2 separate regions of the Homo sapiens genome follow, and region 2 is linked to region 1. The links are chromatin loops, found by intact Hi-C in ENCODE. Cell type or tissue: endothelial cell of umbilical vein. All regions are shown on one strand. Each heading gives the region's core, and the rest is flanking DNA. Links, peaks and the distances in the headings are about the cores only.

What was found. Hi-C counts contacts between places; a loop is a spot of excess contacts. Peaks named below come from ENCODE experiments on the same cell type or tissue, not always from the same donor. Only the 100,000 strongest peaks of a DNase experiment are listed, where the experiment ranks them.
Region 2: it touches region 1 in a loop (4-fold over the local background); 2 of 110 quality-filtered maps call a loop at or near these places.

What each region holds. Positions count from the first base shown.
Region 1 is chr11:86,948,293-86,956,119 of GRCh38, reverse strand. It overlaps FZD4 (frizzled class receptor 4), which reads left to right and starts at 725. Exons shown (of 2, transcript NM_012193.4): 1 at 725-1,319; 2 at 3,650-7,827. The coding sequence starts at 1,035. The coding sequence ends at 4,978. It overlaps FZD4-DT (FZD4 divergent transcript), which reads right to left and starts at 499. Exons shown (of 3, transcript NR_038905.1): 1 at 408-499. It also overlaps a transcript of PRSS23 not described here. RefSeq lists silencers at 1-147, 498-867, 998-1,047. In endothelial cell of umbilical vein, for the core only: no CTCF peak of the experiment used is centred there; DNase peaks (open chromatin) are centred at 2,949, 3,629 and 4,199; H3K4me3 peaks cover 1,312 bases; H3K27ac peaks cover 1,976 bases.
Region 2 is chr11:87,366,182-87,374,008 of GRCh38, reverse strand. All of the region lies in intron 2 of LOC107984361 (a long non-coding RNA gene), which reads right to left. Among named protein-coding and RNA genes, the nearest start is that of TMEM135, 330 kb to the right of the region's middle. In endothelial cell of umbilical vein, for the core only: no CTCF peak of the experiment used is centred there; DNase peaks (open chromatin) are centred at 4,818 and 5,668; H3K27ac peaks cover 2,299 bases.

The sequences.
Region 1 (7,827 bases), core at 2,646-5,145:
GTCTGCAGCTCCGCAGCTCTGGGGCGCCTCCCCGCTGGCGGCTGGAGGTGGGCGGCTCCCTGCGCAGGTCGGGCGAGTCTGGGGGCGGGGAGAGGCCGGGCCCCGATCGCCGCTGGTCCGGAGTGAAAATAGCTGTGGACTCACGCAGTACCAGGCACCATGCTAAGCCTTCTACACTTTATCTCTAATCCTCCCAAGTGACTTTACAGAGGAGACTGACGCCGAGGGGTTGAGCAATTTGCTCAAGGTCACACAACCGGGACTGAAAGCCACAATCGGTGTAAATCCAAATCCCCAATTCTTTGTGTACGTTTCTCTGCCTGACGGGGAGGTGGCCACCGGCCTAGGTTACAGCTGAAAGGAGACAGGAAGGAAAGGGGGCAGATGGAACAGGGCGCACTTCTCACCTGCAGAAGGGGGCAGGACGGCGTGGCTGGAGCCACTGGGCTGCGTCCCTGCTTGGCCCCTGCGCGCCTAGATCCGGGTGGGAGGAAAGCAAGAGCCGGGAGGCGGGCGGGGCGGGGCGCTAGGGGAGGGAGGGAGGGAGGGGCGGCCGGAGGAGGGGGCCGGAGGGCGGGGGCCTGACTCCTCCTGCGGGAGAGCGGCCCCGCCCCGCCGCCTCGCCCCTAGCTGCCCACCGCGCCCGGCCATTGGAGAGGCCCGCTGTCCGTCCCGCCCCGCCGCCGCGCCGCGAGCCTCCAGCGCCGCGCAGGGCTCCGGCGGTGAGAGCTGCGCAGCGCTGGCTGCTGGCTGGCCTCGCGGAGACGCCGAACGGACGCGGCCGGCGCCGGCTTGTGGGCTCGCCGCCTGCAGCCATGACCCTCGCAGCCTGTCCCTCGGCCTCGGCCCGGGACGTCTAAAATCCCACACAGTCGCGCGCAGCTGCTGGAGAGCCGGCCGCTGCCCCCTCGTCGCCGCATCACACTCCCGTCCCGGGAGCTGGGAGCAGCGCGGGCAGCCGGCGCCCCCGTGCAAACTGGGGGTGTCTGCCAGAGCAGCCCCAGCCGCTGCCGCTGCTACCCCCGATGCTGGCCATGGCCTGGCGGGGCGCAGGGCCGAGCGTCCCGGGGGCGCCCGGGGGCGTCGGTCTCAGTCTGGGGTTGCTCCTGCAGTTGCTGCTGCTCCTGGGGCCGGCGCGGGGCTTCGGGGACGAGGAAGAGCGGCGCTGCGACCCCATCCGCATCTCCATGTGCCAGAACCTCGGCTACAACGTGACCAAGATGCCCAACCTGGTTGGGCACGAGCTGCAGACGGACGCCGAGCTGCAGCTGACAACTTTCACACCGCTCATCCAGTACGGCTGCTCCAGCCAGCTGCAGGTGGGCGCCCCCACCCCCACCCCTGGCGGGACCCCTTGGGGAGGGACGCTCCAAACTAACTTTGCAGAGCCCATGCCAAGTTGATCATCCTAGCCCGAAGGAGACAGCTCTCCTGGAAAAGTGATTTCCATCCCCACCCCCACTTTCTCAGGGACTGGAAGCCAAAACGTTGTGTAAGTCATCTGGCCTGGGAAAGAACCCACTCTTACACCCCGCCCTTCCGTTTTTCTCTCTTGCCCACCCATGTCTGGCCCAGACCCCTAACCCCAGTGGAGCTGAGGGTTATCTCTGCCAAGGATTCTGGCCGCCACTGCTCGGTGGGCGAGTGGGAGGGAGCCAGCTGCAGCTAAGACTTGGAGGGAGTGATAAGGAGACCATCCTTCACCGAACTTCCTTCTCCCCACTATTTTTGGGGTGTTATTAAATGAAACACTACTGCACCTTTTTCTGCTGAATAGCCCCTTCTCACGACGTCCCGCAGCGTTTTAGAGGTCATGCATGAAGGAGTGGTTGGGTTGGCTTGAGTTCTTTCTTATCCTCACAGTTGAAGGCACGTTTAATGCTTGGAGGGTGAGAAGAAGCTGCAGGAAGGTGGTTGGTATATTGGAAGAAATTTTTTTGCAGTCATTAAAAAATGTAAAGCATATCTAATGATAGAGAAAATGTTTATTCCACAGTAATAAGAATTTGCATATACAGGGTGATTATAATCCTGCAAAATAAAAAATTTATTGGGATAATAAAAGACTGACAGGAAAATTTTTAAAGTGTTAACATTGGTTATGTTTGGGTTGGTGAGGCTGGGTGATTTTTAGAAATTTAGAAAAGAGAGAAGTTGTGGGAAAAAGTAGACGTTAGTTGTCCAGGCTTCAGAAATCTGGTTTCTGGCCGGGCGCAGTGGCTCACGCCTGTAATCCCAGCACTTTGGGAGGCCGAGGCAGGTGGCTCACGAGGTTAGGAGTTCGAGACCAGCCTGACCAACATGGCGAAATCCTGTCTCTACTAAAAGTACAAAAATTAGCCGGGCGTGGTGGCGTGCGCCTGTAATCCCAGCTACTCAGGAGGCTGAGGCAGGAGAATCGCTTGAACCCAGGAGGCAGAGGTTGCAGTGAGCGGGGATTGCACCATTGCACTCTAGCCTGGGCCACAGGAGCGAAACTCCGTATCAAAAAAAAAAAGAAAAGAAAAGAAATCTGTGGTTCTGGCTGTAACTTCTGAGAGATAATAAACAGACATACAGCTTACTTACTAGGTGCATGTTTTTACATAGGTCATTTTAAAACTTGGTTTGTGGTTTTGGAAAGATGGTGGGGATTAGACCTGTTGCTGCTAAAATATCCCTTTGGAAGTTTCAGAACTTTAGAACTAGGTTATAAAAGCTTAAGAAATGATCCTCCAGCTCTCAGTTTGGAAACAGCACATATCCTGACATCAGTGGCAATTTGTTGGAGAAACAGCTTTTGCAGGGATATATATTTTTAATTACATGTATCCTGGGGAAAGCGGCCAAGCTGTTTTGAAGGACAAGACTGGATCCCTTTACATGCTGGAAAATAGTTACTTGTAACTCTAGACTTCATAGACAACATCTGTAAGGAGCCAAGCAGACTGTTTATCAATGCTGGAGGAATTGAGGACAGCAACTGGACTCTCCCCTGCTGGTACTGCAGTTTCAGCGACTTAACATTTACATTTTCCTATTGTGCTTCATTATTATTCATTGAGGAAACCTGGCCAAACAAATCCCTAGTGACCAGAGACCTCAATCTGCATCCCATCCTTGAGTCTAACAGTGTCTCATTTGGGCCATTTTTTGTTTCAGTATGGGACTAGTTTAAACAAATTTTTAAGGGATAAATTAGGGAGAAGAGAATACTAACAGGATCTACATTTTTTTTTAACTTTTATTTTTAAAATGATAAAGAAACGGGGATAAAAATAAACCACCTAAATGAGTCATATTAGTTTCTTTAGCTTTTTCAAATAGTTTCTAAAATGGAAGGAGATTGAAAGCCAGTTTTTTAAGATTTATTTCAAGTGTTGTGCAAAGAGGGCTTATGCAATTCTTCAGACCCTATTTATTTTATTTATTTATTTATGTACATTCTTCTGGAAAGGATTACTAAAGCCAAACTAAGAAAAGTATGTAAGTGATGGATTATCAGGCGCCCTTGTTTGAGGTCAGAGTAAACAGACAGACTCCCGATAGGTTGGTTTAAAAGTAGATACCTAGATTGCCTGGAAGCATTCAACTCAGCTTTGTGGGAGCATTTGGTCAAACTTCCAAGTCATTGTTTTTTTTGTGTGTGTTCATTTTGTTACTTTTCCAGTTCTTCCTTTGTTCTGTTTATGTGCCAATGTGCACAGAGAAGATCAACATCCCCATTGGCCCATGCGGCGGCATGTGTCTTTCAGTCAAGAGACGCTGTGAACCCGTCCTGAAGGAATTTGGATTTGCCTGGCCAGAGAGTCTGAACTGCAGCAAATTCCCACCACAGAACGACCACAACCACATGTGCATGGAAGGGCCAGGTGATGAAGAGGTGCCCTTACCTCACAAAACCCCCATCCAGCCTGGGGAAGAGTGTCACTCTGTGGGAACCAATTCTGATCAGTACATCTGGGTGAAAAGGAGCCTGAACTGTGTGCTCAAGTGTGGCTATGATGCTGGCTTATACAGCCGCTCAGCCAAGGAGTTCACTGATATCTGGATGGCTGTGTGGGCCAGCCTGTGTTTCATCTCCACTGCCTTCACAGTACTGACCTTCCTGATCGATTCTTCTAGGTTTTCCTACCCTGAGCGCCCCATCATATTTCTCAGTATGTGCTATAATATTTATAGCATTGCTTATATTGTCAGGCTGACTGTAGGCCGGGAAAGGATATCCTGTGATTTTGAAGAGGCAGCAGAACCTGTTCTCATCCAAGAAGGACTTAAGAACACAGGATGTGCAATAATTTTCTTGCTGATGTACTTTTTTGGAATGGCCAGCTCCATTTGGTGGGTTATTCTGACACTCACTTGGTTTTTGGCAGCAGGACTCAAATGGGGTCATGAAGCCATTGAAATGCACAGCTCTTATTTCCACATTGCAGCCTGGGCCATCCCCGCAGTGAAAACCATTGTCATCTTGATTATGAGACTGGTGGATGCAGATGAACTGACTGGCTTGTGCTATGTTGGAAACCAAAATCTCGATGCCCTCACCGGGTTCGTGGTGGCTCCCCTCTTTACTTATTTGGTCATTGGAACTTTGTTCATTGCTGCAGGTTTGGTGGCCTTGTTCAAAATTCGGTCAAATCTTCAAAAGGATGGGACAAAGACAGACAAGTTAGAAAGACTGATGGTCAAGATTGGGGTGTTCTCAGTACTGTACACAGTTCCTGCAACGTGTGTGATTGCCTGTTATTTTTATGAAATCTCCAACTGGGCACTTTTTCGGTATTCTGCAGATGATTCCAACATGGCTGTTGAAATGTTGAAAATTTTTATGTCTTTGTTGGTGGGCATCACTTCAGGCATGTGGATTTGGTCTGCCAAAACTCTTCACACGTGGCAGAAGTGTTCCAACAGATTGGTGAATTCTGGAAAGGTAAAGAGAGAGAAGAGAGGAAATGGTTGGGTGAAGCCTGGAAAAGGCAGTGAGACTGTGGTATAAGGCTAGTCAGCCTCCATGCTTTCTTCATTTTGAAGGGGGGAATGCCAGCATTTTGGAGGAAATTCTACTAAAAGTTTTATGCAGTGAATCTCAGTTTGAACAAACTAGCAACAATTAAGTGACCCCCGTCAACCCACTGCCTCCCACCCCGACCCCAGCATCAAAAAACCAATGATTTTGCTGCAGACTTTGGAATGATCCAAAATGGAAAAGCCAGTTAGAGGCTTTCAAAGCTGTGAAAAATCAAAACGTTGATCACTTTAGCAGGTTGCAGCTTGGAGCGTGGAGGTCCTGCCTAGATTCCAGGAAGTCCAGGGCGATACTGTTTTCCCCTGCAGGGTGGGATTTGAGCTGTGAGTTGGTAACTAGCAGGGAGAAATATTAACTTTTTTAACCCTTTACCATTTTAAATACTAACTGGGTCTTTCAGATAGCAAAGCAATCTATAAACACTGGAAACGCTGGGTTCAGAAAAGTGTTACAAGAGTTTTATAGTTTGGCTGATGTAACATAAACATCTTCTGTGGTGCGCTGTCTGCTGTTTAGAACTTTGTGGACTGCACTCCCAAGAAGTGGTGTTAGAATCTTTCAGTGCCTTTGTCATAAAACAGTTATTTGAACAAACAAAAGTACTGTACTCACACACATAAGGTATCCAGTGGATTTTTCTTCTCTGTCTTCCTCTCTTAAATTTCAACATCTCTCTTCTTGGCTGCTGCTGTTTTCTTCATTTTATGTTAATGACTCAAAAAAGGTATTTTTATAGAATTTTTGTACTGCAGCATGCTTAAAGAGGGGAAAAGGAAGGGTGATTCACTTTCTGACAATCACTTAATTCAGAGGAAAATGAGATTTACTAAGTTGACTTACCTGACGGACCCCAGAGACCTATTGCATTGAGCAGTGGGGACTTAATATATTTTACTTGTGTGATTGCATCTATGCAGACGCCAGTCTGGAAGAGCTGAAATGTTAAGTTTCTTGGCAACTTTGCATTCACACAGATTAGCTGTGTAATTTTTGTGTGTCAATTACAATTAAAAGCACATTGTTGGACCATGACATAGTATACTCAACTGACTTTAAAACTATGGTCAACTTCAACTTGCATTCTCAGAATGATAGTGCCTTTAAAAATTTTTTTATTTTTTAAAGCATAAGAATGTTATCAGAATCTGGTCTACTTAGGACAATGGAGACTTTTTCAGTTTTATAAAGGGAACTGAGGACAGCTAATCCAACTACTTGGTGCGTAATTGTTTCCTAGTAATTGGCAAAGGCTCCTTGTAAGATTTCACTGGAGGCAGTGTGGCCTGGAGTATTTATATGGTGCTTAATGAATCTCCAGAATGCCAGCCAGAAGCCTGATTGGTTAGTAGGGAATAAAGTGTAGACCATATGAAATGAACTGCAAACTCTAATAGCCCAGGTCTTAATTGCCTTTAGCAGAGGTATCCAAAGCTTTTAAAATTTATGCATACGTTCTTCACAAGGGGGTACCCCCAGCAGCCTCTCGAAAATTGCACTTCTCTTAAAACTGTAACTGGCCTTTCTCTTACCTTGCCTTAGGCGTTCTAATCATGAGATCTTGGGGACAAATTGACTATGTCACAGGTTGCTCTCCTTGTAACTCATACCTGTCTGCTTCAGCAACTGCTTTGCAATGACATTTATTTATTAATTCATGCCTTAAAAAAATAGGAAGGGAAGCTTTTTTTTTTCTTTTTTTTTTTTTCAATCACACTTTGTGGAAAAACATTTCCAGGGACTCAAAATTCCAAAAAGGTGGTCAAATTCTGGAAGTAAGCATTTCCTCTTTTTTAAAAATTTGGTTTGAGCCTTATGCCCATAGTTTGACATTTCCCTTTCTTCTTTCCTTTTTGTTTTTGTGTGGTTCTTGAGCTCTCTGACATCAAGATGCATGTAAAGTCGATTGTATGTTTTGGAAGGCAAAGTCTTGGCTTTTGAGACTGAAGTTAAGTGGGCACAGGTGGCCCCTGCTGCTGTGCCCAGTCTGAGTACCTTGGCTAGACTCTAGGTCAGGCTCCAGGAGCATGAGAATTGATCCCCAGAAGAACCATTTTAACTCCATCTGATACTCCATTGCCTATGAAATGTAAAATGTGAACTCCCTGTGCTGCTTGTAGACAGTTCCCATAACTGTCCACGGCCCTGGAGCACGCACCCAGGGGCAGAGCCTGCCCTTACTCACGCTCTGCTCTGGTGTCTTGGGAGTTGTGCAGGGACTCTGGCCCAGGCAGGGGAAGGAAGACCAGGCGGTAGGGGACTGGTCTTGCTGTTAGAGTATAGAGGTTTGTAATGCAGTTTTCTTCATAATGTGTCAGTGATTGTGTGACCAAGGCAGCATCTAGCAGAAAGCCAGGCATGGAGTAGGTGATCGATACTTGTCAATGACTAAATAATAACAATAAAAGAGCACTTGGGTGAATCTGGGCACCTGATTTCTGAGTTTTGAGTTCTGGAGCTAGTGTTTTGACAATGCTTTGGGTTTTGACATGCCTTTTCCACAAATCTCTTGCCTTTTCAGGGCAAAGTGTATTTGATCAGAAGTGGCCATTTGGATTAGTAGCCTTAGCAATGCTACAGGGTTATAGGCCTCTCCTTTCACATTCCAGACAATGGAGAGTGTTTATGGTTTCAGGAAAAGAACTTTGTGGCTGAGGGGTCAGTTACCAGTGACCTTCAATCAACTCCATCACTTCTTAAATCGGTATTTGTTAAAAAAATCAGTTATTTTATTTATTGAGTGCCGACTGTAGTAAAGCCCTGAAATAGATAATCTCTGTTCTTCTAACTGATCTAGGATGGGGACGCACCCAGGTCTGCTG
Region 2 (7,827 bases), core at 3,415-5,914, 420 kb before region 1:
GAAGAATGATTTGAATCCACGGAGTATAAGAGGAGAAGGAATGGTGTTCCTAACCAAGATGAGGGAAAATATTATGATGAATGATTCAAGGGAAACTGACTGTCAATTCTGAATTGGAATTAACTTCTTTAGAAAAGTATTGCTCAGAACATAATCCACGGAGCACTAATTCCACAATATGCTCTATTAAAAAAAATCAAAACAAAAAGAGGGGGAATTCTGTGTTCAAACAAGATTGAGAAATGCATATACCCTCCGGTGCACATTGGTGTATTAAAGGCACCAAGTCTTCCTGCAGTCAGGAAACTTCCTTACTGTTTAAACTTTATACTGAATTAACTTTCACAAACTGAACATAACCAGCATTTAGATCACGCAACAGCACCCCAGAAGTGTTCAATTTTTTTCAACACTTTCTGAAATTCATTTGACCACAGAGAGAAGGTCAGCAAACTTTTCCTGTAAAGGGTCAGAGAGTAAATATTTTAGGTTTTCTGGCTACATACGGTCTCTGGTATGTGTGGCTAGTGAGAAATCATCAGATATAATCTGATATTGCATATTTTTCTTTTAGTACAACACTTTAAAAATAACCAAACCATTCTTGGCTTAAGGACTATACAGAAACAGGCCACAACTTGATTTTGAGCTCTTTACAGACCACCTGCCATAGAGCCCTCTTTCATGTTCCCTTTTTTACGTAATGCTTATTAGCATCCTATAACCTCTGGGTCTGCTAGAGATATTTTAGAAAATGTAGTTTAGCAAAAAGGCTCTCAAACATCGAGCATAATCATCAAGTGAAGAACTGGTGAAATGCAGACCCCGGGCCTGAAATACACATTTTCCTTAAGCACCTCAGGTGATTGTGATACAGGCAGTCTAAGAATCACACATGAAAGGGAAAACTGACAGAAATGGAGAAATAAGGGTAGTGATGACTTTCATGGCCACATACAATGATGGAAAAGTGGGAGAACTCAGTTACGTAGAGAACATTTTCAAAGCCTCTTTAGGGGAAACTTGGCATCTCCCTAAAGTATCAAAGATGGACAATGGAAGAAGAGTTTCAAGAGAGGTGAAGCAGTCACAACCCCTAATCTTCCAAGGTTCCCTATTCCCTTGGGATGTCTCACTTACCATCTCTGCCACCAACATAGACTGGCGGGATTGGTGTAAGAGAGGCTTTCTCCTTTTCCTGAATTCTTTCTGTAAAGCTGGGAAAAAAGAGGCATTCATTGTGGGCTTCAGTAAAGACTTCTAGAAAACACAGAAGAAAGAGACCTTTAACTAAGTAACAGTCAACTTTTCACCCAACTGATTAACAGGCTAAGAGTGAAGACTACGTGCTAAAGCAGACCTTGCTCTGGACCCCTGGACCATTCCTCACTAGTTATAAAATTCTTAATCTATCAGTCTCAGTTTACCCTTCTGTAAAAATGGAGATAATAACTCTTTCCATTTGGGGCTGAGAGTTTTAAAGAAAATATCATATTAAGAATGCCTGAGACCTGATAATTGTCCACAGGTGAGTCAGACATCTTACTGCCTTAAAGTAGAACCCAGAGAGGCCTTGAGAGAAACAGGAGTTCTCGATCCTTCCTGCTAAAAGCCTCTGAGAACCCTGCCTCTTCCATGAATTACATGTAGTGAGAGTATCTTCGGAGAGCTCTCACCTACATACTGGACCATTTCCTATAGATTAAATTGACTTCTCCTTTCAGGATATGAATCAATAAAGCTGACTTAGCACAAAAGAGACACAGTTATATAGTAGCAGTTGGGGTACAGTTTATAACAGCACCTCCAAGCCCATAATCATGCCTGGTCTAGAACACGCCCCACTCTATTTACTGGACACAGGCCTCAAGGACAGACACTGTGTCTGGTTCTCCTTTATGTATCATTCTTTCCAAAAATACTGGTATAGCAATTGAGGTAGCAATTAGCCAGGAAAAAAAAAAAGGTAAAATTTTTATGAATCTTGATAAAGATTTTACTTTCCTGCCTAAGTGGAGCATTCTGTATCTGATCAAGCCATCTCAGGTGTGTGAGGATGATATAAGGCCACCAGGTCCTCATTATCAACATCAGTTCTCCCTGCCTGATAACATAGCTGGAGGGGAAAACTGCACTGAAGCTGTATTAACAATGGGACAGCTCTGCGATACTGATTGTTTAGACTAAACCCCTGAAATTCTATTATTTTCTCGTCATTTGCCTCTCCCAAGGGCTAAGAAGAATCACAGTGGATTGTGAGTTGGAGTTCCATAGTCCAAGTTGATTAAGGTTTTGAAACCCAGATCTCATTCATCTGCCTTTCTTTCCGTCATGGCTCAGCGAAAGCAGAGATATGGGACCTACAGATTTCCACCCTCCTAGAGCCTAACTGTCTCCCATGATTCTCCAAGCATTATCTTACTTCTGTTCTAAAGAGAGAAAGAGTTTTCTCCATAGGATTTTAATGGATTTAGACCAGAAATTGGTATGCAACATGCAGTCCCAGATATGCGAGCAGTGAGACAGATCAACATGTCATTTCATTTGGCTATAATTTAATTACGGGCAGAAATTCTTTCCAGTTATGTGTTTCCCATATCCCCTTGATGTTTAGCATGTAAGGACAACTTTATTTGGATGGGAAAACATTTTCAAGAAGAGCTTCTGAAAAATCAGGCTTGGAAACAATTGAGGTGTTGGCAGGAAATTGCTTCCGAGGTCTGAGTAGCTCCGTCCTTAACATATACCTTTTAGTGAACAAACATTAGTCAAAGCCTGCTATGCCGATGGCACCATGCTGGGTGCTGGGAGCCCAGGACAAGCAGGACCCTGCCGCATGAGGGAGCTTATATTTCAATTAAGAAGCAACACTAAAACACTGTTTACATTAATAAATGTAGTAGAAATTATGGTAAATATTGTGAAGAAAAGTACAAGGAGTACAAGAGAAATTGGTTTCGCTCTGCAGGAATCAGGGATAGTTCTTTGAGGAAGAGACATTTAAATCAGGATTTAAAAGATGAGGAGGCATTAGCCTGGAGTGACACAGAGAATGCTTTAGAATAAAAGAATACCATGAGCAAAAGGTGGTATTCCTAAGGTGGAAAAGAGCAAATCGGGGAGTCAAAAGATCAGTGTGGCTAAAGCAGAGTGAGGGCAGACAGTCGCTCCCATGCAGTGGTGAAGTTAAGGATTTGGGCCATTATCCTAAAAGCAATGGGAAACCATGAAAGGGCTTCCAGGGAATGATCGACATCATTAACTTTGGTTTTGTTTTGTTTTGTTTTGTTTTTTTTTGAGACAGAGTCTTGCTCTGTCACCCAGGCTGGAGTACAATGTCACGATCTCAGCTCACTGCAACCTCCGCCTCCCGGGTTAAAGCAATTCTCCTGCCTCAGCCTCCCGAGTAGCTGGGACTACAGGCGCTTGCCACTACACCTGGCTAATTTTTGTACTTTTAGTAGAGACGGGGTTTCACCATGTTGGCCAGGCTGGTCTTGAACTCCTGACCTCAAATGATCCACTTGCCTCCGCCTCCCAAAGTGTTGGGATTACAGGCGTGAGCCACTGTCCGTGGTCTAACCTTGTATTTTTTAATGATAATTTTGGCTATTGTGTAGTGAATAGGCTGGAGAGAAGCGAGAGGTTTCTGGGAGGCCAGTTAGGAGGCATTGCTGTAATCTAGGAGAATAATCTACATGTGCTCCCAAGCACCAGGACATCGAAGGAAAATGCTGTTCAGTTGTTGGCATCTTTTGAAAAACTAATAATTAACTCTTCCACCTGTGGGAAGAAAAATTCAATTCAATTAGAATCTAGTTAACTAGAGCTTCAGGAACTACTGGGGGAGGAGCTGCATGCTGCCCATCAGGCCAGAGCTATGTGACCTGTAGACAGGTTTTCAGTGTGAGACCCAGTATCCACAGAATCCCCATTAGGGCTTGCGTAACCAGCTGCAGGCTGTCTCCAATCACTCCTGGCAGGGCAGATACTGCCTGGTGACTTGAACACAGCTCTTGCCTTTGAACCAGTGAAGAGACAGTAGGCAGAGGAGGAAGAGGAATGGGTGGAGACAGGAGTTCGAGTCGGATACTAAGGTGAAGCCATGTATGAGCCCTGTGACCTTGCACAGCTGCTACCCTCTTCTGCACCAGTTTCTTCACCTTACTGCAGACTGGGACTAATATACCTGCCTTATCAGATTTTCTGAGGATTAATTTAAAGTAAATGAGTTAGAGTGCATAAAGCATTATTTAGTAGAAAACCCGGCCCTGAGAAGTTCTCAGTAATGGATAGTTGCTGATTTTTTTAGCTGGGCGATACCATAGACTGCCAGGGAATTTGGACCCAGGCTCAGGTTTGAATCTCACCTCTACCACTTAGTCTTTGTGACTTTGTAAATAAAGTTAATAAAATTCCCTGGGTCTCGGTTTCCTGAAATGTTCAAATGGCGATAATAAAACCTATTGGAAAAGGTGGTCATGGAGATTAAATGAGTTAATGTGATTCACTTTTATTTCTGTTTCTACTTCCCCATAGGGAGGTGCATATGAGCAGCCTTTTCTCAAAGCCAGAGGGGGAGATGCCAAGGCAGTGAGTGGAGGGAAGTGAAATGAGACAAATATGAGTGCAGATAAGAGGACTTAGAGGCAGGCAGGTAACACCCTCACTCCATACATGCATCTGTCTGCACAAAGAGGAGACGATCATTCAGAGTGAAGCTGAATCATTCTGCCAGATCTCCCTGGGGAGAGACTAATTAGCATTTAAAGGGATGCTGGAAATGGATATCACTGATAAGGTAAAACCTTGCCATTCAGAGCTCTGCACTAAAAATGTGCATCCTGCTCTGACAAGGAAAGAAAGGAAACCTCCACAAATCACTTTCCTGTTTTTCGACTGAGGAAGGGTGGCTTGCACTTACTCTGACAGCTCCAGACTTGTCAGGGAAATGCAAGCTTGCTCTGGACAGGGCACTTTGTTTGCTGATTCAACACAGTCATGGAACACCCACTATGTGCCAGGCACCTTGCTGTAGATGAGGGAGACATGATGTGAACCTCAAGGAATTCGCAAGGGCAAGGGGAGACAGCACGATGTGGCGTGGTAAGGGCCTTAGGGGCAGTACACTGAGCTGCAGCAGCCCAGACATAGTGGAGACTTTTTCAACAGGGAACATTTGAGCAGTAACTGAAATTAATAGCAGGAGAAGAAAAGGCAAAATGGGCATTCAGAGCTTGGCATCACACAAACATTATCTCTGAGTTGGGAAGAAAGACAATGTAAGTGGAGAAAGCAGTGTAGGCAAATGCAGAGAGGTGTGGAAGGTGATCTCCACCTGAGCTGAGCCATACAACAACCCCAAAATGAAAAGTCAGCTTGCAAATCACAATTGGACGAAGAGTAACAAGATAATTCTTCATGCCCAGGAAGGTTAGGAATGAGATCAATCCAAAGAATGGCAGAGCTGGAGGGGTCCATAAACTAACTGGTCATTCTCTCAAATGAGGAAAAACTTACAATCAGAGAGGTAAGGACTCGTGCTCAGTATTACACACCCCCTAAGTGACAAAGCCAGGACTGGAAGTCAGATTTCCTCTTTACCACCCAGGCCTGGATCCCTTCCTCTGCACTAAAGCAAGGGTCCCTGGGGCAAAGATATCCAGCCAGGCCAACAAACTGGGAGTTGTACTGTGCACTAACAGCCCTGAGTCAACAATACCCTCTAGACCTTTTGTTCATATCAAGGGCTGGGAGGGGGAGAAAGGATGAAATGCAAGCCCAGACTCACTCAAGACCCAAACTACCAACCAATTTTCAAAGGAAAAACAAAGGCTTAGACAACACTTTATATTGGAAGCAATCTAAGTATCCAATACTAGCAGAATGATTAAATAAACAATAATAAATCCATTCAATTGTTCCTCAGCTATCAAAATTTTTCAAATATAATAACATTAAAATACCTATTAAATAATAATCAAGAGAAAAAGACATAAAACCATTAAAAATATATTAATACTGTCTAAAAGACAAAAATAGAATAAAAAACAGTAAAGGCAAACCAAAAATGTTGGTAAAAGGCTGTTTTGGTAAATAATGATAAATTAAAAGTGATTTTAAAATTTTAACTAGCTTTTTCAAATTGTCTTTAATTAGCTTATTATACCTGTGTAATACTAAGCTCTACTCAGCATATATACATAAATTACTATGTATAGAAAGAGATATGTAAATTATATTTCTCATTTTACACTCTTCCATTGAAAATGGCAGACTAGCTATGTTTGAGGTCAGCTAAGCCAATGGGCAATCAGTGTGCATCTATCTGCTGTGTGCCCAGAATTGTGCCACGCACTATGGAATATAGAAAAAAATTAGAAGATACACAACTGTACTCAAAAGTCTTAGAGAAATAAGATTGGCACAAGTGCAGAGTCTGGTGTATAGTAAGTCTCCCTTAACTACCCGTTGAATGAATGAAGATAGGTCCATGTGCAGGATTGTCTCTGATCAACTCAGCAGCATCCTCACTCCGTCTACTTAGGGCAATCATCTGGAACTTCTTTTCCAAGAATCTCTTTCCAGTATAGTTCTGGGTCAGTTCTGTCAAGGAGAGGCACTTGAAAGAGTTTTGGAAGACCAAAATGAAGTCATTATTTCCCAGGGGCAGCTGTTTGCAGGCATGTGGGCACTGGTGGAAGGCAGATGTTTGGAATATCACCCTGAGAATCATCCTTTTTGGTGGTGAAAAATGTTGAATCACCAATTATATCCCTTATCACCTCTGGGTAGCCTCCTGAGAATTACTCACTTTGGAGAGGCAGCTGCTGAGATTAGTGGAGCAGCTTCCCGAGACCTCTGCCTTTTTTGATTTTCTGAAAGCAGAAATCTCCATCTTCCAGTGGCCACAGAAATCTCGAATTCCCTGTATTAAGCCTCTTCCTACTTGAAATACCTACAGCAGCTTCTGTTCTAACCAAACCCTGACTGACTAATATGGACTACACATAATGAAATGCAAGAATGAGTGGACCTTGGTATTCTACAAGGAATATTCTACAAGGTATTCTACAAGGAGTGCTGGCAAAGTCTGAATCATGTGGTCCATTCTGAGCTAGATGAACCAACCAGATGAGTGGGTTACTTGTGTGTGAAGGAATAATTCTCCTTCCTGCTTCCCTTCAATTCTTTCCTCACTCATTCAAATTTCTTTCTCAAAGGCTTCTGCCTCTTTACCATTAGAAGAGCTAAGAAAATCATGTACTGGCTTTTTTTTAAAAAAAACTAATGCTAATAAATATTGATTCTCCCCAGGAGGATCTCATTTGGGAAAATTAACAGTTTGGTTTCCTGGCAGTGGTAGTCAGCATCCTGCAATAAGCCTAAAGGAAATCCTTACCAAGTCATTGAGACAACTCCAGTACAGGACACCTATTTCCTGTGATCCCTTCCAGATGAATCCAGCACCAGCAACCACAGAGGCCATGGAAGGATCACACAAAGCCCATCCAGTCTGGGAAATTCACTCAAAGACAAGGGCAGGTTGGGCCATCTCATTCATATGCATTACCCATTCTTTCAATCCACTTGTGTTAAATATATAGTATGTGCCAAGCACTGGTGGTTGGCAATAGAGACATGATGGCAGCAAGCCATGGTCCCCATCCTTGAGGAACTCAGCTATTCTAAGGCAACAACAAATGCTAATATTGTAATCATAGAAGGACGCTTCTTTTAGAGTCAAATAGTATTTTAACCTAAGTGCTGTTATAAAAATATAACTATCAATAAAAGCCAAGTGACTAAAGGTTGAGTGTGGAATGG